Regions from separate parts of the Homo sapiens genome. Here all the other regions are linked to region 1. A link is a loop called in an ENCODE intact Hi-C map of the cell type or tissue named here. Cell type or tissue: PC-9. All regions are shown on one strand.

Evidence for each region. Hi-C counts contacts between places; a loop is a spot of excess contacts. Peaks named below come from ENCODE experiments on the same cell type or tissue, not always from the same donor. Only the 100,000 strongest peaks of a DNase experiment are listed, where the experiment ranks them.
Region 2: it touches region 1 in a loop (3.0-fold over the local background); 3 of 110 quality-filtered maps call a loop at or near these places.
Region 3: a loop joins it to region 1, with 23 times the contacts of the local background. A loop is called at or near these places in 5 of 110 quality-filtered maps.

The regions. Positions count from the first base shown.
Region 1 is chr10:97,459,871-97,467,870 of GRCh38, reverse strand. It overlaps MMS19 (MMS19 cytosolic iron-sulfur assembly component), which reads left to right. Exons shown (of 31, transcript NM_022362.5): 14 at 288-366; 15 at 970-1,095; 16 at 1,286-1,367; 17 at 1,712-1,812; 18 at 1,917-2,066; 19 at 3,858-4,013; 20 at 5,189-5,288; 21 at 5,752-5,854; 22 at 5,975-6,043; 23 at 6,249-6,375; 24 at 6,864-6,964; 25 at 7,120-7,176; 26 at 7,639-7,825. Among named protein-coding and RNA genes, the nearest start is that of ZDHHC16, 18 kb to the right of the region's middle. In PC-9, CTCF peaks have their summits at 3,885 and 4,084 (motif pointing left); DNase peaks (open chromatin) are centred at 950 and 3,960; H3K27ac peaks cover 770 bases.
Region 2 is chr10:97,568,350-97,576,349 of GRCh38, reverse strand. UBTD1 (ubiquitin domain containing 1) reads right to left here. Exons shown (of 3, transcript NM_024954.5): 3 at 5,144-6,212. The coding sequence ends at 5,827. It overlaps ANKRD2 (ankyrin repeat domain 2), which reads right to left and starts at 3,571. Exons shown (of 9, transcript NM_001346793.2): 1 at 3,475-3,571. The coding sequence starts at 3,561. RefSeq lists a silencer at 1,324-1,618. In PC-9, CTCF peaks have their summits at 3,782 and 3,982; DNase peaks (open chromatin) are centred at 1,479, 3,909 and 4,549; H3K4me3 peaks cover 316 bases; H3K27ac peaks cover 4,402 bases.
Region 3 is chr10:97,727,804-97,735,803 of GRCh38, reverse strand. No RefSeq gene overlaps it. Among named protein-coding and RNA genes, the nearest start is that of ZFYVE27, 5.3 kb to the left of the region's middle. RefSeq lists a silencer at 3,698-3,992. In PC-9, CTCF peaks have their summits at 3,651 and 3,859 (motif pointing right); no DNase peak of the experiment used is centred here.

The DNA of each region.
Region 1 (8,000 bases):
CAAGACAAGACCACATCTCTACAAAAAAAAAAAAAAAAAATTAGCTGGATAAGGTGGCACGCATCTGTAGTCCCAGCTACTCAAGAGGCTGAGGCGAGAGAATCACTTGAACCTAGGAGGTCGGGGCTGCAGGGAGCTATAATCATGCTACTGTATTCCAGCCTGGCTGTGGCATAGCAAAACCCCCATCTCTTGGAAGAAAGAAAGAATTTTCCCTATATCCAGAGTAGCAGGATTGAAATCCTTTAAAATATTCTTTGACTCTAGTACCCCTTGAAACGTTACAGAGCAGCCAGCGGCGGACAATCCTTGAAATGCTCCTGGGTTTCTTGAAGCTGCAGCAGAAATGGAGCTATGAAGACAAAGGTGAGGTTGCCTTCCATTGCAGTGCTCTGGGGACTGTTGAACACTTCAGCCTATAAAGGATAGCAGGGCAAAGAGTGCTGTGGAAAAGTAGTCTAGAACAGTGGTCCTATTCTGAGGTTGTAGCACAAGAGAACACTTAACAGATGAGATGGATGAGATCTGTTTATTTTTCTCAGTGTGCTTTCTGGATACCCAATGGATTAAGCTCTTTAAATCTGCCCCAGGAGGCGGGGCATGGTGGCTCACACCTATAATCCCAGCACTTTGGTAGGCTAAGGCAGGCGGAAAACTTGAGGTTAGGAGTTCGAGACCAGCCTGGCCAATATGGTGAAACCCTGTCTCTACTAAAAATACAAAAATTAGCCAGGCCTGTTGGCACATGCCTGTAATTCCAGCTACTCGGGAGGCTGAGGCAGGAGAATGGCTTGAACCTGGGAGGCAGAGGCTGCAGTGATCCGAGATTACGCCACTGCACTCCAGCCTGGGCAACAGAGGCCTTGTCTCAAAAAAAAAATCTACCCCAGGTTGGCTGTGTATCACAGCTTAGTCAGGGATATGGAATGCAGTGGCTTCCTTCTAACCTGGCCTCTGTCTCTTCCCTAGATCAAAGGCCTCTGAATGGCTTCAAGGACCAGCTGTGCTCACTGGTATTCATGGCTCTAACAGACCCCAGCACCCAGCTTCAGCTTGTTGGCATCCGTACACTGACAGTCTTGGGTGCCCAGCCAGGTACATCTTAAGGGAAAGAGAAGAGGAAAATATTGGTCCTTTTCTTGTAAGACTGCCTTGGTGAAAAGCAGCCTTACTATCCTCTTCTTACTGCAACTCTGGATGATTTGGGATTTCTAATAAGAGCTTAGAAGGGTTGTGATGGCTGCAGGGGAAGAAAGATGAGATTCATGTTCCCTTCTAACTACAGATCTCCTATCTTATGAGGACTTGGAGCTGGCAGTGGGTCACCTGTACAGACTGAGCTTCCTGAAGGAGGATTCCCAGAGTTGGTGAGAATTTAAAGCAATGAGATAGAGCAAGCTGTTCCCTGCCTCTGTATTGGCAGCAAAAGATCAAGCTAGGACCAGGGCTCTGTGCTTCTGACCCTTGGCTCTCCTTAGGGGAGGTGAGCTCTGTGTTAGACTCTGGCTGCTAACCAGTTGGAGAGATGTAGGACTGCTCTCTTCTTAGGCTTTAAGAAGCCCTGTCCAACTCAGTGGTGTAGGTACTTGAGTTCTGCTCTTTAGCAAGGAGGCGTTGGGAGCTCACACTCCTGAATCTGCCTAATATCAGACGTAGGCAAGAGAGCTGTGAGCCCAGGCTCAGCCAATGCTTATCTGCTCTGCGCCTCCAGCAGGGTGGCAGCACTGGAAGCATCAGGAACCCTGGCTGCTCTCTACCCTGTGGCCTTCAGCAGCCACCTCGTACCCAAGCTCGCTGAGGAGCTGCGTGTAGGTATGTGTCTCTAATCCTCTGTGGCCCATCCCTTTCCAGCAAGGCTTTGGGGCCTTCGTGCTTCCTATCACACAGTAAACCTTTGTCTCATGGGTTGCTTTCAGGGGAGTCAAATTTGACTAACGGAGATGAGCCCACCCAATGCTCCCGGCATCTGTGCTGTCTGCAAGCCTTGTCAGCTGTATCAACACATCCCAGCATCGTCAAGGAGACACTGCCTCTGCTGCTGCAGCATCTCTGGCAAGTGAACAGAGGTAACTACTAGGAATAACCACCAACGGACTGGGCTGAATAGGGAGCTGTAGTCTCTAAGGCAGTGGTTCTAGCTGTAGCTATACATAAGAGTAACAGAATCAACTCTTTTAAAAGAAAAAAAAAATACTGATGCCTGCGTCCAACTGAATCAGTCTCTGAGGAGGGATGGGACTTAGGCAACAGTACTATTAAGAGTACCCGGCCAGGGCCGCTGCTCTTGCCTGTAATCTCAGCACTTTGGGAGGCCGAGGCCAGCAGATCACTTGAGGTCAGGAATTTGAGACCAACTTAGCCAACATGGAGAAACCCAGTCTCTACTAAAAATACAAAAAATTAGCTGGGCATGGTGGCATGCGCCTGTAATCCCAGCTACTGGGGAGGCTGAGGCAGGAGAATCTCTTGAACCCACAAGGCGGAGGTTGCAGCGAGCTGAGATTGCGCCACTGTACTCCAGCCTGGCCAGCCTGGGCAATAGAGTGAAACTCTATCTCAAAAGAAAAAAAGGGTTGGGCGCAGTGGCACATGCCTATAATCCCAGCACTTTGGGAGGCTGAGGCGGGTGGATCACAAGGTCAGGAGTTTGAGACCAGCCTGACCAACATGGTGCAATCCCGTCTCTACTAAAAATTATCTGGTCATGGTGGCAGGCGCCTGTAATCCCAGCTACTCAGGAGGCTGAGGCAGGATAATCGTTTGAACCTGGGAGGCGGAGGTTGCAGTGAGCCAAGATCATGCCATTGCACTCACACCTGGGCAAACAGGGTGAAACTCCATCTCAAAAAAGAAAAAAAAAAGTGCCGGGCTGGGTGTGGTGGCTCATGCCTGTAATCCCAGCACTTTGGGAGGCCAAGGCTGATGGATCACTTGAGCTCAAGAGTTTGAGACCTAACCAGCCGATGCAACATGGCGAAACCGCATCTCTACAAAAAATACAAAAATTAGCCAGGAGCAGTGGCATGCACCTGTAGTCCCAGCTACTTGGGAGGCTAAGGCAGGAGAATCACTTTGAGCCCGGGAGGCAGAGGTTGGAGCAAGCCGAGATCGCTCCATTGCACTCCAGCCTGACCTGGGCAACAGGAGTGAAGCCCTGTCTCCAAAAAAAAAAAAAAAAATTACCTAGGTAATTTTCATGTGGGATCTGAATTGAGAGGCATCACCCTAAGGCCGTGGTGCTCAAAAGATGGTCTGTTAACCAGCAGCATGGGTGACATCTGGGAGCTTGTTAGAAGTGCAGAATCTCAGGCCCTCACTGATCAGAATCTGCATTTTGACAGTGTACCCTGGTAACTCGTAGACTGTTGAGTTTGAGAAGCACTGCTCCAATGCAAAAGTGACAGCAGCCTGCCCTGTGGGTAGATTCAGGCCCACTGTGGTTGATCCAGCAGCTGTTACATAGTAGAATGAATACTAGACTTGGATTATAACTTGGGCTTGATTCCTGACTTTGCACTTCCTGTGACCCTGGAAAAGCCACTGATCATGTATTTCATTGTGCCTCCATGTCCTTCTCTATAGAGTGAGGGAAATGATACTTCTAAGGTTGTTATGAAAAATAAGGAGAGAATATATACAAGTGCTTCTGCTGCAGAGCCTGGGACAGAGCAAGTCTCAACTATGAAGTCTGAATAGATCAGAAAGAACAGCCAGGAGAATAAAGTGACTCAGCTTTTTAATAAGGCACTCTTGGTCCCTTCAGTCACTCTTCTTTGTTCCTCTCATCTGCTGTGTAATTGGAAACACCTGAAAGTGCTTTTAAGCAAACCTTACAGAGAACACTTTCTCATCAACAGGGAATATGGTTGCACAATCCAGTGACGTTATTGCTGTCTGTCAGAGCCTCAGACAGATGGCAGAAAAATGTCAGCAGGACCCTGAGAGTTGCTGGTATTTCCACCAGACAGCTATACCTTGCCTGCTTGCCTTGGCTGTGCAGGCCTCTATGCCAGGTAACTTTCCACCTCTCCTTCCTGGCCTTTGGGAACTTTGCCCTCTGCTGGTGTTGAACAGCACCACCCTCTGGGTATTGGTGGTACTGTATTTTGTACCATCAGAGGTTTATTTTCAATCCTTTGTCCTCAGAGTGAGATTTCACTTCATAGCAAAGGGTGCCACCCTGACCAGTGGCAGGAACCAAAATCCACTAGTGTTAGCAACATTCAAAAGAATGCACACCTTTTCCCCATGAAGTGCTATGTGATTAGTTTACTTAGAATTGGACTCTGGAGTCAAGCCCACCTGGTTGGGTTTTATCCTCAACTCTACCACTTGCTAACTTAGGTGAAGATATTCAGCCTTTCCACGCTTCAATTTCCTCACTTGTAAGATGGAGATAAAGAGTACCGTCTAGGCTGGCGCCATGGTTCACACCTGTAATCCCAGCACTTCAGGAGGCCAAGATGGGAGGATCACTTGAGTCCAGGAGTTTGAGACCAGCCTGGGCAACACAGGGGACCCTGTTTCTACAAATAGTCAGACATAGTGGTGCACACCTATAGTCCCAGCTGCTCAAGAGGCTGAGGTGGGAGGATCACCTGAGCCCAGGAGTTCAAGGCTGCAGTGAGGCATGATTGTGCCTCTGCACTCGAGCCTGGGTGACAGAGCGAGATCCTGTTCCTGTCTCAAAAAAAAAAAAAAAAAAAACTGTTTCACAGGGTAGTTGGTAAGGATTAAATAAGTTAGTGTATAGTACCTGCCACATAGGAAGTACTCAGTGTATGATAGTTGCTATAAATAATAAGGACCCATGAAGATAAATCTATGTTTTTAATTTTTTCAGAGACCAACATTACTATTTTTTTTTCCTTGCATCTCCAGGGACACCAGGGACAACATTTCTATTTCTTATGTTAAGAATGTTCATCTTAGCTATCCCTCTTTCCCACTGTTGGCCTAGTCTAAAGACTGTGCAGAGTTCTCAGGAGCGCTCTGTGGCCCCAGGTCAGACCACTCCTGTTTCTGGTGCCCTGATTCTCAGGACTATAGCACTACCAGAGACCAGATTAAGAACTGCTGTCGTGGCTAGAGTCAAGCCCCAGAGTCAGTGATGCTGACAGAACCCAATCATTCATTTCTTGAACCCGTCATGGTCTTGTGATTGTGTGCATGTGTGTGTGTTTTGCAGAGAAGGAGCCCTCAGTTCTGAGAAAAGTACTATTGGAGGATGAGGTGTTGGCTGCCATGGTGTCTGTCATTGGCACTGCTACAACCCACCTGAGCCCTGAGTAAGTATAATCATGGATGTGGCTTGAACCCAGGGAGAAGGATAGCATTCTTAGGAAGAAGCAACAGGTAGCTGCCTTGTCAGCTGTCCTTTTACCTATATGTAAATGTGGTGCAGTTAATCGTCTTGTAAGTTTTGTTGACAAAACAAAAGGAAGGGGCTCTTAGCACCATGGACTATGAGGGTGGGAAGCCAGGGCCAGTGGTTCTTAGCCGCAGATGTGCTTAAGAATTACCTGTAGAGCATTTTAAAATATACCTTGACTTCCCAGATGGGAACCTGAATGGAAATGATTACTGGCACATATGTGCCAAATTAATATTTGTTCAATGCATGAATGATCAGGGCATGTCCCATTGACGTGGTGATCCTAATTCAAACCCTAGGTTGAAAAGCACGTCTGTGGAGGAGAGGGCTGCTTTAGAATCCTAGCTCCTTGGTCATACCTAGTACTCTGCCCCCAGGTTAGCTGCCCAGAGTGTGACACACATTGTGCCCCTCTTCTTGGATGGCAACGTGTCCTTTCTGCCTGAAAACAGCTTCCCGAGCAGATTCCAGCCATTCCAGGTAACAGTCTTAGAACTTACATCCTTCAAGCTGGTTTTTTTTTAGGGCTAATCTGGAATGGGTAGAGGGGCAGACAAGCTTATTGCTGGCAGGCTTGATCGGGCTCTCCTTCCTTTATAGGATGGCTCCTCAGGGCAGAGGCGGCTGATTGCACTGCTTATGGCCTTTGTCTGCTCCCTGCCTCGAAATGTAAGTGAGCACATTTGGGAAGTACTGTTATTTAACCTTGACAAGGTGACTCCGGGCTGAAATTTGCCACAGGCTAAGCTGATCTTTTACTTCCCCCACCAGAGAAGTTAGTTCTCATCCGTCCCGGTCCCTGCTGCCACTATGTACTGGTTCTCTTGGAGTTCAAGTGTTCTCTGGGTCCATTACATGGCCAGGTTTTCTGTAGGTGGAAATCCCTCAGCTGAACCAACTCATGCGGGAGCTTTTGGAACTGAGCTGCTGCCACAGCTGCCCCTTTTCTTCCACCGCTGCTGCCAAGTGCTTTGCAGGACTCCTCAACAAGCACCCTGCAGGTACTGAGATCAGACTATGTAAGGAGCCTCCCAGAATCAACTACCCATGAAATCTTATAGCTCAGTACTCATTCTCTTTTTAAAAGGAGCTTGCTAATAACATTAACAGGGCTTCAACTGCTCAAGCACTGTCCTGGGACTGCCCGTGGGAAAAGCGTCAAGACCACAGTTGGGCAGAGCTTTATAGTACCTAAGAAGAGAAGGGAGCACAAAGAGTCTAGTTCTGCCGTCCTACTCCCTACAGTGGGGCTAGTGTGGATAATTCTTTATTGGAAGTAGATGACCCTCTCTTTTCAAATGGCAGCACCTCTGTATTATGAGAATACCAGGCTCTTATGCAGGTGTCCAATCATTTTGTCCACAGGCAAAAATGATATTTTCCCTTTCTAACAGCTTCTCAGGGAGCTCTGCACTTAAAGTGATTTGCATTTCATTGCTAAAGGGAAAATGTGTAGCCTTTATGTCAGCATTTCCTCTCTCCTTTTTAGGGCAGCAGCTGGATGAATTCCTACAGCTAGCTGTGGACAAAGTGGAGGCTGGCCTGGGCTCTGGGCCCTGTCGTAGTCAGGCCTTCACTCTTCTTCTCTGGGTAAGGAGTTGGAGTGGAGTCTGGTTAGCCAGAGAGGCAATTATGTCTGGTTAAATAAAATGTCCCTGTTTGACCCTAAACCATAAACATCTATGTCTCAGGGTTCTCGGGTTTGAGTGTCATTCCCCAATTGCTCTCTCTGTCTCCAATTACAGGTAACAAAGGCCCTAGTGCTCAGATACCATCCTCTCAGCTCCTGCCTTACAGCCCGGGTACGTCCTTTCTGGAGACAGAAGAACCCAGGACCTAAACAAACTTTCTGGTTGCTCCTATTCCTCCCAAGGACTTCCATCCTCCCCTGTGTGTTTTTTGTTTTCTTTTCTTTTTTCTTTTTGGAGACAGGGTCTTACTCTGTCACCCAGGCTGGAGTACAGTAGTGCAATCACAGCTCACTCCAGCCTCAACCTCCGTAGGCTCAAGTGATCCTCCCACTTCAGCCTCGCAAGTAGCTGGGACTACAGGGGCACCCCACCACACCCAACTAATGTTTGTATTTTTTGTAAGAACTGGGTTTGGCCATGTTGCCCAGACTCCTAGACTCAAGCAGTCCACCTGCCTTGGCCTCCCAAAGTGCTAGGATTACAGGCATGAGCCACCACACCCGGCCCCATCCTTATCTTTGGCACTTAAGATTCTTCTTCCCTGATGTACCTCAAAGGCTCTTTTTTCTCCAGCTCATGGGCCTCCTGAGTGACCCAGAATTAGGTCCAGCAGCAGCTGATGGCTTCTCTCTGCTCATGTCTGACTGCACTGATGTGCTGACTCGTGCTGGCCATGCCGAAGTGCGGATCATGTTCCGCCAGCGGTTCTTCACAGATAATGTGCCTGCTTTGGTCCAGGGCTTCCATGCTGCTCCCCAAGGTGAGGAGTCTGAAAGAAGGTCCCCACATATACACATCTCTCCTTTGCTTGGCCACATTCCCTAAGATAATTTAGGGCCCGCTTGCTTCTTTAGAGCTATATTGTGGTCTGTGCCTAGAAGACTAAACTTCTAGATTCTTGTCCCACTTCTTCCTTTCATGGGCGTATCTTGCTT
Region 2 (8,000 bases), 110 kb before region 1:
CTTCTTCTCTCTTTGTGATGTGCTGGCACTCCCATCTCTGCAGTCCCCACCAGGCAGCTTGTGTGGCTATGAGTCCAGGAACAATTGCCCAGGTTGGAGGGTCCTGAGTCAATGTGGCAGCTGGGAAGGAGGCCACCCTTACAGAGCACTCAGGCCCCTTTCCCATTCCTCCCTGAGCTCCCGCATTTGCTCCTTCAGGGTGGTTTTGAGAGCCGATTTCCCAGGTCTTCATTCTGAAGGTTCTGTTAGCCACTGCTTTCTCTCTTTCATGTTGGGCTTCATGGTTTGAGGTCTCAGTGCTGGCCTAATCAGAAACACTGCATCTTCTTCCAAGAATGAAAGATAACCTGGGGCTGCAGCTACTGCTGCATGTGGGACTCTGGCTGGGCTCCTCAGGGAGCATCCAGAGGGCCAGCTTGTGTATTTTTTTTTTTTTTTTGAGACCGAGTCCCACTCTGTCACCCAGGCTGGAGTGCGGTGGTGTGATCTCGGCTTGCTGTAACCTCCACTTCCTAGGTTCAAGCAATTCTCCTGCCTCAGCCTCCTGAGTAGCTGGGACTACAGGCGCATGCCGCCACGCCTGGCTAATTATTTTTGTATTTTAGTAGAGACAGGGTTCCACCATGTTGCCCAGGCTGGTCCAAACTCCTGAGCTCAGGCAATCCGCCCACCTTGGCCTCCCAAAGTGTTGGGATTACAGGCGTGAGCTACTGCACCCGGCTATAAATTTTGTTGTTGTTGTCACATAGATGAGAGGTTTCCATGTTGTCCAGGCTGGCCTCAAATGCCTAGCCTTGCCTCCTTATGCGCCAGGACAACAGGCCTGAGCCACTGTGGCTCCCGAGCTTGTGTCTTAATCATCTTGGTGTCCCCAGCATCTGTGACAGGCTCTAGCACATAGTAGGTGCTTAGTGACTGGTGAATGAATGAATGATCGAATGGATGATGGCAAGCAGACTCAGCATCTCTGCTAACCCTTAAGTTCTCAGTGATGACCTAACCCAGTAAACTCGCCACAGTGGAACTCCAGCCCCTGCACTGGCCTCTGGGGCCCTCTTTCCCCTCCCACCCTGGGGATGGGGCACAGGCTAGACAGAGGTTCTCCTCCAAGAACCCTGCCAGGCTGGGGCCTGGTAGAGACAACTGGGGACTCTAATGCTCACCCACATCTTCCTCAGACCCTACAGCCCTTCATTTCAGGTTTGTCTTTGTGGGCTGGCACACAGTAGGTGCTCAGTAGCTGTTTGCTGCATTGAATGTGAGTTCATGAAACACACAAAGCTCCCACTTTACGTCATAGATTGCTATGCAGATTAAATGGGAGAATGCCTGTAAAATGCTTAGCACAGGGCCTGGCACTGGTGTCCTGACAGCTCTGTAGCTATATTTATTGGATGAATGAACGGAAGACACTGCTCTGCGTCCCCTTGCTGAAGGTCTGTGTGTCTATTGGCAGCACTCCAGAACTGGCATAGCAGCATGACTCACCTGCCTGGCACCAGCCAACCATAGGCACATGCCCTTGGGGGAGGGAGAAGTGGGATTCCTAGAGATCCAGGGATGCTTGCCCCAGCCAGGGCTCATTCCAAGCTCTTTCCTGACCTCATCCCTTCTTCCCTTGGGGTCTTGACCCTTCCTTCCTCCTCACCCCTCATTCAGTCACACTCCTTTTTTTGAATGGCATCTACCTCCAACCTGATTTATCTCCTCCCCTCCATTCCTGCTAGGGCCAGCCTTTTCCAACAAGTCCTTCTCAGGGCCATCAGAGCTGCTTTCCTAAAATAGGTCAGATGACACCAATCTCCCTCACTCAATAACATTTAGTGGCTCCTCACTGCCCACAGAATAAATATCTTTTACATGGCCCTCTCTGGCTTGTGTCTTTCCAGCCTTAGCCCCTACTACCAGACTTTATCAAGACAGCCACGCTTTCACTCATGGAAACTTCAGCTCCTGCATTTCCTGAGGCTGGAATACCCTCCACCATCCTGGACTCCACTGAGTCCCCTTGAAGGCCCAGCTCAGGTATCCTCCTGTCCACAGAGGAGTCCCCTTTTTTTTTTTTTTGAGACGGAGTCTCCCTCTGTCACCCAGGCTGAAGTGCAGTGGTGCGATCTCGGCTTACTGCAACCTCCGCCTCCCAGGTTCAAGCAATTCTCCTGCCTCAGCCTCCTGAGTAGCTGGGATTACAGGTGCCTGACACCATTCCTGGCTAATTGTATTTTTAGTAGAGACAGGATTTCACCATGTTGGCCAGGTGAGTCTCGAACTCTTGACTTCAAGTGATCTGCCCACCTCGGATCTCAGATCTCAAAATGCTGGGATTACAGGCTTGAGCCACTGCACCTGGCCCTGTCCACAGAGGAGTCCTTGAAGGCCCTCAGAACAATTCATGAGCCCCTTGTGTTCCTCCACTTCTGATTCACACCTCTATTTAGTCATTTCTTCCCTTTGCCTTGTTTCTTAGTTGACTATGAAACCAACAAATGGGCTAAAATGAATCCTGGGTTGGTAAAAAGAAGGCAGGGTCTGACCCTTATTGGTCCACCCATTTCTACAGCTCTGGGCTCTTGGCAGAGCCAACACTAGATGAAGTATTAGTTTAAATAAAGTGAAGAGTAGGGGCCGGGCATGGTGGCTCATACCTGTAATCCCAGTACTTTGGGAGGCCAAGGTGGGTGGATCATCTGAGGCCAGGAGTTTGAGACCAGCCTGACCAACAGAGTGAAACCCCATCTCTACTAAAAATACAAAAATTAGCCAGGCATGGTGGTGCATGCCTGTAATCCCAGCTACTCGGGAGGCTGAGGCAGGAGAATCGCTTGAACCCAGGAGGCGGAGGTTGCAGTGAGTCAAGATCATGCATTGCACTCCAGCCTGGGCAACAGAGGGAGACCCCGTCTCAAAAAAAAAAATGCAGAATAGGACAAGCCAGCACCCCCTGCCACCGCTCCACTTCCTTATCCCAGAGAAAATGCAATTGCCCAGAACACCACACGCCAAAGGACTCCCCAAGGGTGGCCAGCAGGCTGGCAAAATCCATGCTTCATTTCCCAGCATCCCTTCCTCACTCTCTTCTTCACTGGCCAAATACTGGAGTTTCCCCTGCCCCAGCCTCCCACTCAGTCACTGGGGCATCACAGGGCCACACATTCCTGAAAGTCCCAGGCAGCACCCAGCTGTCTGCTTTGTACAGCCCACTGTCTCTCAAGGCCCAGGAGGGTGAGCAGTCTTAGGAAGCCCAGCCCAGCTCCCCATCTCACTGACTTAATTTTGAAGGCTGAAGCCTCAGTCTTCTGCTGCCAGCAATACCCCCTGCCAGTAATACCCTGGGACAGGAATGAGGCCCAACTGGGCCCCTGGGGACATCTGCCCCCCTCCCCACCACAGGTGTAGCAGACAGGATCTCCCTCCCCTTGACAGCAGAACTGGATCTCCTCAGACCCCCTTGGGCACCTCCACCCCTGCTCGCACCTCATTCTCCTCCTCCTGTGCCAGCCGCTGCTCGATGAGCGCTGTGGCCCTCTGCACCGCCTCGGAGTCCTCCATGGTGCCGTCCATAACCGCCTCTGCAGGCCACAGGGCCTCGGGGGCTTTATAGGCCAGAGCACCCACCCCTGCCCAGCTGGGCGCCTTTGCCATGAGCTCACTGGCCCAATTCTCCACCTGCCTCCCCCACCTGTCACCTTCACCTCGGGCAGCCCCAGGGAGCAGGGGGAGCCAGGGCCAGGGAGCAGAGCCAGTTGCCCCCCCAACTCCTGGCCTATTAGAGCCGGAGGGCACTGTGTCCCAAGAGCAGGGGTGCAGGAAGGAGCCCGTCCAGCCTCTGTCCTGAGCACTTGGGACTGGTTGGGCCTTAGCCAAGGCAACTGAGTTGCAAAAGGGAACTGCTGGCTGCATGCTCCAGCCCAGATGACAGTGCCACCTGCTGGATGCCTGGAAACCCTGCTCAGCCAGCTCCAGGAAGAGGGCCTGAAAACCAAACGGGGGACCCAGGACAGTTCTGTACTCCCAGGCTGTCCTGCAGACAGGCCCTGCTGGCTGTGAGGAGGGTCACACTCTACTTGTCCAGGCCAGGGCCGTGGTAGCAGGAAGGGCAGCTGTCTCCCTCTCTGATCACAGCTCACGCTGGCCTTCGGCTCTCCGGGGTCCCACATGCTTCCCCGTTAAGCATCACTGCATTTGGCTGGGTGACTTTTAGTCATGAACAAACCTTATCCAATCTGTCTCCTCTCTTGGTAAGTGCTCAGGGGACCTCTGCAGGGCTTACAGAGTCTTGCTTCAAGAAAGGGGTCTCCGGAAAGCACTAAGCCCAGCTAGCGAGGAACAGCAGCTACTCTGGATCCTTCTACCCTCCCAGGGTTTCCCTGTCAGGCCCAGACAGTGCCAGACTTCCCTGGCCAGGAGGCTGCCCATGCTCACTAAGAAGGAAAAATACTCCCAAGTGGAGCAAAAGCAGATCTGTACTTGCTCAGTTCCACACCTGGAACTCGCATGCTGGAGCTCTGAGTCACTGTGACCCAGGTTAATCTGCTAGGGAACTGCAGACACCCAGCCCTGTGCTTCTGTAAGGCTCACCTGGCTGGTGGCTGCCCTTAGCTAAACAGCCTTATATAAGATTCCCTTCTCTTCAGATATGCATGCATTCCCCTAGGAAGCATGAGGAACCGGTTCCTTTTCCTTTCTGGTTCCCTTGCTGGGAAGCTGACACAAACCTCTGACACACGATCTAAATCTGTCAGAGATTTTGCTTTAACATCACGATGGCTACAGCGTCTCCAGGGCCGGAAGTTAGCCCCTCTTGCTGCAGGAGCAGACCACCTTCCTGAGGTGCTGTCTTCGCCTTGCAAGCACTTTCACATCTGTCTTCCTGCTTAATCCTCCCAGCAACTGATGGAGGAGGCAGGGCAGGCAGCATGGCTCTGCTTTAAAGAAAAGCAAAGAGTGGCTTTTCCTGAGGACTCATGAGGACACCAGGGGAGCTGGGATCAGGGCCCAGAAGACTGGCAGTTCCAGGCTCACTCTGCTGGAGATTGCATGCCCAGAGCAGCTGGGGAGGCCAGGCATCCACCTGTTCCCATACCAGAACAGCTCCAGGGGCCCCACAGAGCTGCAGGAGAATTCAGTCAAATGCCAGGCAAGCGAGAAGGAGCAAAAGGCTTTATTGATAAATATGCAGATATGTCTGTCCACAGGGACCTGCTGTGGAGGCCATGACCAGGCTGCAGACCTCCCACTGCCTGGGTTACAGCCAGGACATGGCCCTGTGCAGACCCTGCCACGACAGCCCAGCTGTCCACCACCCGCCTCATCTCTGCCAATTGTGCTGGGGGCAGGGAGAGGCAGAGGCCCGCCTCAGGCTTCCCAAGCCCTGGGGCTCACGGGTGGTTCCCTCCCTTCCAAGGGAGTGGCACTGTGCCCAGGGGAGAGCCAGGGGATGGGGGCAGAGGAGGGAGACAGCAGCTGCTTCAGACCCTGAGCAGAAAACCAGAGTGAGCACAGCTGGCAGCACCAGATGACAGATCTGGGCTCCAGGGGCCTCCTGGTTGGCCCTTGTGGCTCGAACCTGCTTCGGGAGACAGGCAGGGTGAGGGCCCTGTTCGCCTTTTCTCTGACAAGGTTGCAAGGCCCGTGTGTGGCTGCCTGCTCCCTGGGTACCGGGAACTGGTGGCGCGTAGTGCCCTGAAAGGCAGGGTCCCTTCACGGCTCACCCACCAGCCACACCGAGGGGAGGGCCCCTGAAGAAAATGACAGCACTGGAAGGCAGCAGCAGGGTGGGGGCCTAGTGCTCCAGGCGGGGCCTCTTCCCAGGGGTCCGTGGGCCCATCAGTCCTGGGGTGGTGGGGGCTGGTTGATGATGACCTGGATGACAAAATCTTTCTGGATCTTGGTCTCCTGGAGCCGTGTGCGGTCTGTGAGCAGCTTCCCGGAGAAGAACCACCGCTGCCACGATGGCTCGATGCCCTCCTGGGCGTGCAGCTGCCTCTTGAGCTGCCCCACTGTGTCGGGCAGGCTGGCGCTGAGCCTCACGTCCTTGCCCGTGGACAGGCGCACCTTCAGCGGGAACTCACGGCGCACGCTGGGTGGAGGCTCGGGGGGCTCCAGGCTCTCCTCCTCCGTGTGCTCCAGCAGCAGGTTCACCGGCGGTGACAGGCAGTAGATGGGCAGCTGGTAGCGATTGCCCAGCTCATCGTAGCATTCACAGAGGGTGCCTGTAGGAGAGGCAGGGCTGTCAGAGTCAGCTTGGGGATCCACTATCATGGATTAAATGTTTGGGTCCCCCCAAATTCATATGGTGAAACTCTAACCCCCAATGTGACTGTATTTGGACATGGGGCCTATACAGAAATAAATAAAGTTAAATGAGGTCATAGCGTGGGGCCCTGACCTTCTGACCCCTTGATGGGAAAAATGGTCCTTTTTTTTTTTTTCTTTTGAGACAAGATCTCCCTATGTTGCCTAGGCTAGTCTCGAACTCCTGGGCTCATGCAATCCTCCCACCTCAGCCTCCCGAGCAGCTGAGACTACAGGTGTGCTCCACTGCCCTGGCTTACAGTTCTTGTAGAGACACTAGAGCACTATCTCACTCTCCACTCGCTCCCCATGTGAGGACACAGCAAGAAGACGGACACCTGCAAGCCAGCAACAGAGTCCTCACCAAAACCTGAACCAGCCAGCACCATGATGCCGGATTTCCCAGCCTCCAGAACTGTGGAAAATAAATGTCTCTTGATTAAGTCACCCAGCATGTGGTATTTTGTTACAGGAGCCTGAGCAGACTAATACACCTGCCATGGCCACCCCACAGTCAGATCTCCCTAGGACAGCCTGATGACCAGGTGTACAGGGCTGGAGTCAGGAAGACCTGAGCTGGCATCCCAGCTCCACCAGGTACTGGCTTGTTCATCCTGGCATATTATTTTTCACTTCTTCACATGTGCCAGGTGCTGGGGTTACAGGGATGAATGAAATAGCACAGCTCTGCTCTCCATGGGCCTTAGTGTCCTTACTGGCAAAACGTAATGCATGGAGAAATATGTTTATTGTCTCTTGAGCACCTACTAAGTGCTGGGACTGGACTAAATGATGTTATGTGTATCTTACTGAATCCTAATAATCATCTCCCCTTTACAGTCGTAAGGCAGTCAGGCTCTAAATTCGAGAAGCTCCTTGCTAAAGCCAAGACAGTTAGGAAAGGGAAACATTCAGACTGAAACCCAGGTCTGTGGCCAGGCGCAGTGGCTCACGCCTGTAATCCCAGCACTTCGGGAGGCCAAGGCGGGCGGATCACCTGCAGTTGGAAGTTTGAGACCAGCCTGACCAACATGGAGAAACCCTGTCTCTACTAAAAATACAAAATTAGCTGGGCGTGATGGCGCATGCCTGTAATCCCAGCTACTCAGGAGGCTGAGACAGGAGAATCACTTGAACCCAGGCGGCGCAGGTTGCGGTGAGCCGAGATCGCTCCACTGCATTCCAGCCTGGGCAACAAGAGGGAAACTCCGTCTCAAAAAAAAAGAAACTCAAGTCTGTGATTCTAGGGCTCCACTGTCACCCTCTGCTTTACATGGCCCCATAAGACTGCTATGAACTTACGTGAGCTAATGCAGTGGAAGTTTCTAGTTCGGTGTCCAGCACATAACAACCCAATAAAAGGTCAGTGCCTTTGGGAGGCTGAGGCCAGTGGATCACTGGAGCTTAGGAGTTTGAGACCAGCCTGGCCAACATGGTGAAACCCCGTCTCTACTAAAAATACGAAAATTAGCCAGGCATGGTGGCACATGCCTGTAATCCCAGCTACTCAGGAGGCTGAGGCAGGAGAATTGCTTGAACTCAGGAGGTGAAGGATGCAGTGAACCGAGATCCCACCACTGAGCCTCAGCCTAGCCAACAGAGCAAGTAAGACTCCATCTCAAAAAAAAAAATAAAATAAAAAGGTCAGTGCCTTGGATGTTCTGGGGTCCCAAAGTGCATTTGTGACACTGCTTTGCAGGTTTGTT
Region 3 (8,000 bases), 270 kb before region 1:
CTTAGCTTCCATGACACCACCCTCTCCTCTCTTTCCGACCTTCAAGGTCTCCTTAGGGCTTTTCTTCCTACCCCTCAAATGCTGGGGCTCCTTTTGCTACCCTTCTTTCTTCTGACTCAAGGCACTCCGTGAGGATCTCATTCACTCTTGTGGCTTCTGTCAGCTAATGTTTCGTTTCCCGTGTCTATGTCTCCAGCACCTAAAGCAGTACCTGGCACATAGTAGGCATTCTGTTAAGAAGGGTTGCAAGATGTTACCATTGGGGGGTAGTCTGTGGGATCACCCTGTGTTAGTTCTTATAACTATGTATAAATTGACGATTGTCCCAAAAGTAAATGCTTACCCTGTGTAGGTATTTTTCTCAAAGCTCCCTGCTTTAGTTGACTTTGTCAATTACCCGGCATGCGCCAGTCCCAACATAAGTAAGGTAGGAGGGCTTCTCCTCAGATGAATTGCTTGGTTGGTTTTTCCAGCTGTAAAATGGGGATAACCATAGTGGTACCCTCAGTGTGGGGCTGTGATGAGAATTAAATGAGCTAAAGTATGTAAATTCCTGACATGTTATAAGTGTTCAAAAATCGTTAGCAATCATTGTGATTTTTATTTTTACTCAAAGCCCTACCACCACCACCCCTAGCCCAAAAATCAGACAAGAATCCACGAAAGGCCAAAATGTAGAAAGATCCAATTCCCACACATATCACTAAGCCATATACAGAAATCCACTCACCACCCCTTAGAGAAATGGACTGAGCTTTGTGGTGGTCCAGGCCCATCTGCTGGACTCTGCCTCTCCTCCCTTAGGATGGGTCTTTTCCCCGAAAGCTCCTGGGTCTGTCATGCAGATAGCCTCTGAAGGCCCCTCTTCTTCGTTTCCTAACCTGGCCTCAGGTCTGAATTCCAGGATAGGCCATCGCCACTCCCCACCCACTCCCATCCCCCACCCTGTCCACCCCTCTGTACCTTTCTCAGACCACTCTCTTGGTGGATAGTTTCAGTGGCCCCCTGTGACCTCCAGGATAAAACCAAAGCCTGGTGTATTCAACTCTGGCAGTTCTCGGATATGTCACACCTTCTCCCATTACTGTACCTTTCTACAGACTACTCTCACCTTTTTTTTTTTTTTTTTTTTGAGATAGAGTTTTGCTCTTGTTGCGCAGGCTGGAGTGCAATGGAGAAATCTTGGCTCACTGCAACTTTTGCCTCCCAGGTTCAAGCGATTCTTCCGCCTCAGCCTCCTAAGTAGCTGGAATTACAGGCATGCACCACCATGCCTGGCTAATTTTTTGTATTTAGTAGAGATGGGGTTTCACCATGTTGGCTAGACTGGTCTCAAACTCCTTACCTCAGGTGATCCACCTGCCTCGACCTCCCAAAGCGCTGGGATTACAGACGTGAGCCACTGCGCCCCATATTCTTTAGTTGGCCAGCTCTTATTCTTCCTCCAAAATTCAGCTCAGATCTCACCCCTGAAGAAAGACTTCTCTGACACCTTCCCCATCAGCAGCCACTGTCTGGATTACGTGCCCTTCTGACTTGGCTCCGTGGGCCTGCCCCACCCCAGCACTTGGTGCCTCCTCCTCTCTCTAGACAGTGAGAGTCCTGAGGGAACTGCCTATAATTTCTGTGTCCAGCATCTAGCACAAAGGAGGTACCAACAAATGTTCCTTGAATGAGCGCATGCGTGTCAGTTTCCTCTTGGAGCACAGAATTCACATCTCTTTCAACAAAAGCCCCAGAACAATGCCCATTTCTTTTTTCTTTTTCTTATCTTTCTTTCCTTTTTTAATGTAATTTTATTTTATTTTTGAGATAGGGTCTTCTGCTGCTGCCCAGGCTGCAGTGCAATGGTGCAATCATAGCTCACTCTAATTCCTGGGCTCAAACAATCCTCCTGCCTCAGCCTCCAGAGGAGCTGGGACTACAGGTGCACACCACTAACACCTAGCTACTTAATTTTTATTTTTATTTTTTTTTGAAACGGAGTCTCACTCTGTCATCAGGCTGGAGTGCAGTGGCACGATCTTGGCTCACTGCAAGCTCCGCCTCCCGGATTCAAGCGATTCTCCTGCCTCAGCCTCCCGAGTAGCTGGGACTACAGGTGCACACCACCACGCCCAGCTAATTTTTGTATTTTTAGTAGAGACGGGGTTTCACCATGTTGGCCAGGATGGTCTCGATCTCTTGAGCTCGTGATCTGCCTGCCTCAGCCTCCCAAAGTGCTGGGATTACAGGTGTGAGCTACCGTGCCTGGCCAATTTTTTTTTTTTTTTTTTTTTTGTAGAATGAGGTGTTGCTATGTTGCCCAGGCTGGTCATGAATCATTTCTTAAAACAATGACTGTGAAACCAGCAAGAATGAACTGGACAGAAATTCTACCCTCTATGAACTCTTAGTTCAACAGAAGACGCTGACTTGACTGAGCCATGATATAAAGCAGGGGATTCTACTGTAACCGTAGGAGCAGAGAGAAGAGGCAGACTTAATCTAAGTGAGAGGATGGGGAAAGTTTTGTGTTCAACAATGTAGTATTTAAGCTAAGGAGTCCCCACCCTTCTTAAGAAAAATAAATTTTTTTCTTTAATAACCTAAGTACCGGTCAGGCACAGTGGCTCACACGTGTAATCCCAGCACTTTGAGAGGCTGAGGCGGGCAGATCACCTGAGGTCAAGAGTTTGAGACCAGCCTGGCCAACAAGGTGAAACCCCGTCTCTACTAAAAATATAAAAATCAGGCCGGGCGCGGTGGCTCACGCCTGTAATCCCAGCACTTTGGGAGGCCAAGGTGGGCAGATCATAAGGTCAAGAGATCGAGACCATTCTGGCTAACACGGTGAAACCTGGGCTCTACTAAAAATACAAAAAAATTAGCCGGGCATGGTGGTGGGCGTCTGTAGTCCCAGCTAGTGGGGAGGCTGAAACAGGAGAATGGTGTGAACCCAGGAGGCGGAGATTGCAGTGAGCCGAGATCATGCCACTGCACTCCAGCCTGGGCGACAGAGCTAGACTCCGTCTCAAAATAAATAAATAAATAAATATAAAAATTAGCCGGGTGTGGTGGCGCGTGCCTGTAATTCCAGCTACTTAGGAGGCTGAGACAGAAGAATTGCTTGAACCCAGGAGGCGGGGGTTGCAGTGAGCGGAGATCGTGCCACTGCACTCCAGCCTGGGCGACAGAGCAAGACTCTGTCTCGAAAAAATAATAATAATATATATATCCTAAGTGCCTGAAATTCTCACACTGGTAATTTACTCCAAAGGTAAATTTTAGTTTCTTTGCAATTCCTCCTCCTTGGCCTCAGTCTGACAGTGGAGAGTAATAGTATTTGTTTTCTCTTCCAGCAGCTATAGAATTGAGAGATATTATTCAAGAATTTCTAGACATTATCTGGAGGGAACATTGGAGGATACAAGAAGGCTTTAAAAACCAGAAAGGGACAATAGTCGTGGCCTGTAGCGATGAATAAAGGCCTCCCCTTATAATTAAGAGACGGACCAGCTTGACTGTGCTCTCTCGAGTCTAATTCTGATTTTTCCATAATCAAGTTCTAGTTCCTTCTTTCCCTCCTGCAGCATTCTGCCTCAACTCCTGGTGCTGCTGATGTTTTCCCCTTGGTAGCAGACAGGTAGAAGAGACTAAGGGAGAAAATTAAATAATCACTGAAGATAATATCTTACCTTGACATTTTGCAGAGGTTAGTATTTGCTTCAATAAGCAAGTGTGTTTATGGCCCACATACTTGACTCATAAACCTCACTGTGGCCCTTGGAGAAATACTAGGTGGAAATGCTGAGGAGAACAGGCTGGAGAAATCAGGGAAGAGAGAAGGGAATGTCTAAGCATGCCTCCTCCACCAGATGGCTCCCTTGCCCACTCTTATGGAGAAACATGGCATTTCAGAAGCATCTCTTTCAACTCCAAGTTTCTGGCTTTAACCTCTCGTGCCAGCCTCAATGCATTTCTCGCCATTTCCACACTATGCCAGATATTTTCATGCTTCTAGCTGCATTAGTTATCTCTTGCTGTGTAATGAAGTATTTCAAAACTTAATTACTTAAAACAACAATAAGCATGTATTATCTCACAGTTTTTTGGGTTCTGGGTGTTTTTAGTCAGAAAATCAAGAGCAGCTTGGTGATGGTTTTGGCTCAGGCGCTTTCATAAGGTTGCAGTCACATGTTGGTCAAGGCTGCAATCATCTGAAGGCTTAGTGGGGCTGGAGGATCGGCTCCCAGGGTGGCTTCCTCACACAGCTGACAAGGTGATGCTGGCACTCTCCAATAGTGACAAGATGGCAGAAGGTGCCAGGTCCTCCCTCGGGGCTCTCCTGAACGCTTCTTGAGTGTCCTCCTGACATGGCGGATGCCTTAACCCAGAACAAGAGATCCACCAGGGAGCCAGGAAGGAAGCCAAAAGTCTCTTCTGATGCATCCTCAGAAATCACACGCCGTTTTCTTTTTTTCTTTTTTTTTTCTTTTTGTTGTTGTTGTTGTTGAAATGGAGTATAACTCTGTCGCCCAGGCTGGAGAGCAGTGGCATGATCTCGACTCACTGCAACCTCTGCCTCCTGGGTTCAAGTGATTCTCCAGCCTCAGCCTCCCAGGTAGCTGGGATTACAGGCGCCCGCCACCATGCCCGACTATTTTTGTATTTTTAGTAGAGATGGGGTTTCACCATGTTGGCTAGGCTGGTCTCGAACTCCTGACCTCGGGTGATCCACCCACCTCAGCCTCCCAAAGTGCTGAGATTACAGGCGCGAGCCACCACGCCCAGCCTCCATCTCTCTCTCTTTTTTTTTTTTAACTTTTATTTTTGTTTTAGGGGTACATGTGCAGGTTGGTTCCATAGATAAATTCCATGTCATGGGGATTCAGTGTCCATATTATTTTGTCATCCAGTTAACAGGCATAGTATCTGTGTATTTATAGGTAGTTTTTCAATCCTTAGCCTCCTTCAACTTTCCATCCTCCAGTAGGCCCTGGTGTCTCCCTGGTGTCTGTTCCCTTCTTTGTGTCCGTGGGTATTCAGTATTTAGCTCCCATCTATAAGAACATGCAGTGTTTGGTTTTCTGCTCCTGTGTTAGCTCACTTAGGATAATGGCCTCCAGCTCCATCCATGTTGCCGCAAAGGCTATGATCTCGTTCTTTTTACGGCCTTGGTATATATGTACCATATTTTCTTCTTCTTCTTCTTCTTCTTTTTTTTTTTTTTTTTTTTGAGACAGGGTCTCACTCTGTCACCCAGGCTGGAGTACAGTGGCACCATCATGGTTCACTGCAGCCTTCACCTCCTTGGGCTCAGGGGATCCTCCCACCTCAGTCTCCCAGGTAGCTGGGATTACAGGCACGCGTCAACAAGCCCAGCTAATACTTGTATTTTTTTTGTAGAGCCGGGATTTCACCATGTTTCTCAGGCTGGTCTCGAACGCCTGGGCTCAGACTATCCACCTGCCTGGGCCTCCCAAAGTGTTAGGATTACAAGCGTGAGCCACAGCATCCGGCCTGTACCACATTTTCTTTATCCAATCTACCATTGATTCCATCTCTATTAGGCACCTATCACCTTGCATTTCACTCTATCTCTTGAACATGACTGTTTCTCCATTGTTTCCTAAGTTCTAAGAGCAGGGAAACAGATTTAACATTTTGGCAGCCTCAGTTTCTACCAAGTATAGAGCTGTGGCATAGTAGGTACTCAATGAATGCTTGTTTAAAAATGAATAAATAACATGGAAAATAAGAAGTTAGTGGGGGCTGGGCATGGTGGCTCATGCCTGTAATCCCAGCACTCTGGGAGGCTGAGGCGGGTGGATCATGAGGTCAGGAGTTCGAGACCAGCCTGACCAACATGGTGAAAGCTCGTCTCTACTAAAAGTACAAAAATTAGCTGGTCATGGTGGCGCATGCCTGTAATCCCAGCTACTCAGGAGGCTGAGGCAGGAGAAAGCTTGAACCTGGGAGGCAGAAGGTTGCAGTGCCACTGCACTCCAGCCCGGACGACAGAGTGAGACTCCGTCTTAAAAAAAAAATAGAAGTTGGGGATGTGGAGAAATCGGAACCCTTGTGCACTGTCAATGAAAATGTAAAATGGTATAGAAAGCATTGTGGCAGTTCCTTAAAAATTAAAAAATAGAATTACCATTTGATCCAGCAATTCCACTTCTGAGTATATACCCAAAAGAATTTAAAGCAAGGTCTCAAAGAGATATTTGTACACCCATGTTCATTCGCAGATTATTCACAATAGCCAAAAGGTGGAAGCAACCCAGGTGTCCATCAGTGGATGAATGGATAAACAAAATGCGGTATAAACAGAAGATGGAACATTGTTCAGCCTTAAAAATGAAGGACATTCTGACACATGCTACAGCATGGATGACCCTTGAATACATTATGCTAAATGAAATAAGCTAGTGACAAAAAGATAAGTACTGTATGATTCCACTTCTATGAAGTACCTAGCGTAGTCAAATTCAGAGACTGAAAGTAGAATGGTGGTTGCCAGGGGCTGTGGGGAGGAGGAAATGGGGAGTTATTGTTTCATGGTTCAGGGTGGTAGTTTTGCAAGATGAGAAGAGCCATGGAGATGGATGGTGGTGATGGTTGCACAACAGCCAGTATAGACCATGTTGTTTAACAACATGAATGGACTTAATACCATCGAACTGTACACTTGAAAATGGTCAATTTTATGTTATGTGTATGTTACTACAATTAAAAAAATTTTAAGAGGCTGGGCGGTGTGGCTCACGCCTCTAATCCCAGCACTCTGGGAGACAAAGGCCTGCGGATCACTTGAGGCCAGGAGTTCAAGACCAGCCTGGCTGACATGGCGAAACCCCATTTCTACTAAAAATACAAAAATTAACCAGGCATGGTGGCGCTTGCCTGTAATCTCAGCTACTCAGGAGGCTAAGGCACGAGAATCGCTTGAGCCTGGAAAGCGGAGGTTGCAGTGAGCTGAGATCGCGCCATTGCACTCCAGCCTAGGTGACAGAGGGAAACTCTGTCTCAAAAAAAAAAAAAAAAATTAAAGCCGGGCACGGTGGCTCACGCCTGTAATCCCAGCACTTTGGGAGGCTGAGGTGGGTGGATCACGAGGTCAGGAAATTGAGACCATCCTGGCTAATGCAGTGAAACCCCGTCTCTACTAAAAATACAAAAAATTAGCTGGGCATAGTGGTGGGCGCCTGTAGTCCCAGCTACTCGGGTGGCTGAGGAAGGAGAATGGCATGAACCCGGGAGGCGGAGCTTGCAGTGAGCTGAGATCGCGCCACTGCATTCCAGCCTGGGCGACAGAGCAAGACTCTGTCTCAAAAAAAAAAAAAAAAAATTAAAAATTAGTGAATGATATAAACAAAATATATTCTATCCGTTCACTGGAATATTATTCACCATAAAAAATGAGTCTTGAGATCATATTGGAAGACAAAAAAAGAAATGAGTTATTAATACATGCTACAACATGAATGAACCTTGAAAACATTGTGCTAAGTGAAAGAAACCAGACATAAAAGCCACATACTATTCCATTTATGTAAAATGTCCAGAATAAACAAATCTTTTTTTTTTTTTTTTTTTTTTTTTGAGGCAGAGTCTCTCTCTGTCACCCAGGCTGGAGTGCAGTGGCACGATCTTGGCTTACTGCAACCTCTGCCTCCTGGGTTCAAGTGATTCTCCTGCCTCAGCCTCCTGAGTAGCTAAGATTACCAGGCGCCCGCCACCACACCTGGCTAATTTTTTTGTATTTTTACTAGAGATGGGGTTTCACCATGTTGGCCAGGCTGGTCTTGAACTCCTGACCTCAGGTGATCTTCCCACCTCAGCCTCCCAAAGTGCTGGGATTAAGGCACGAGCCACCGCACCCAGCCAGAATATGCAAATCTATAGAGACAGAGTAAATTAGTGGTTGCCAGAGACTGGAAGGAGGGAGGAACTGGGAGTGACTGCTAACAGGTACAGGGTTTCTCTTTGGGGTGATGGAAATGTCCTCGAATTAG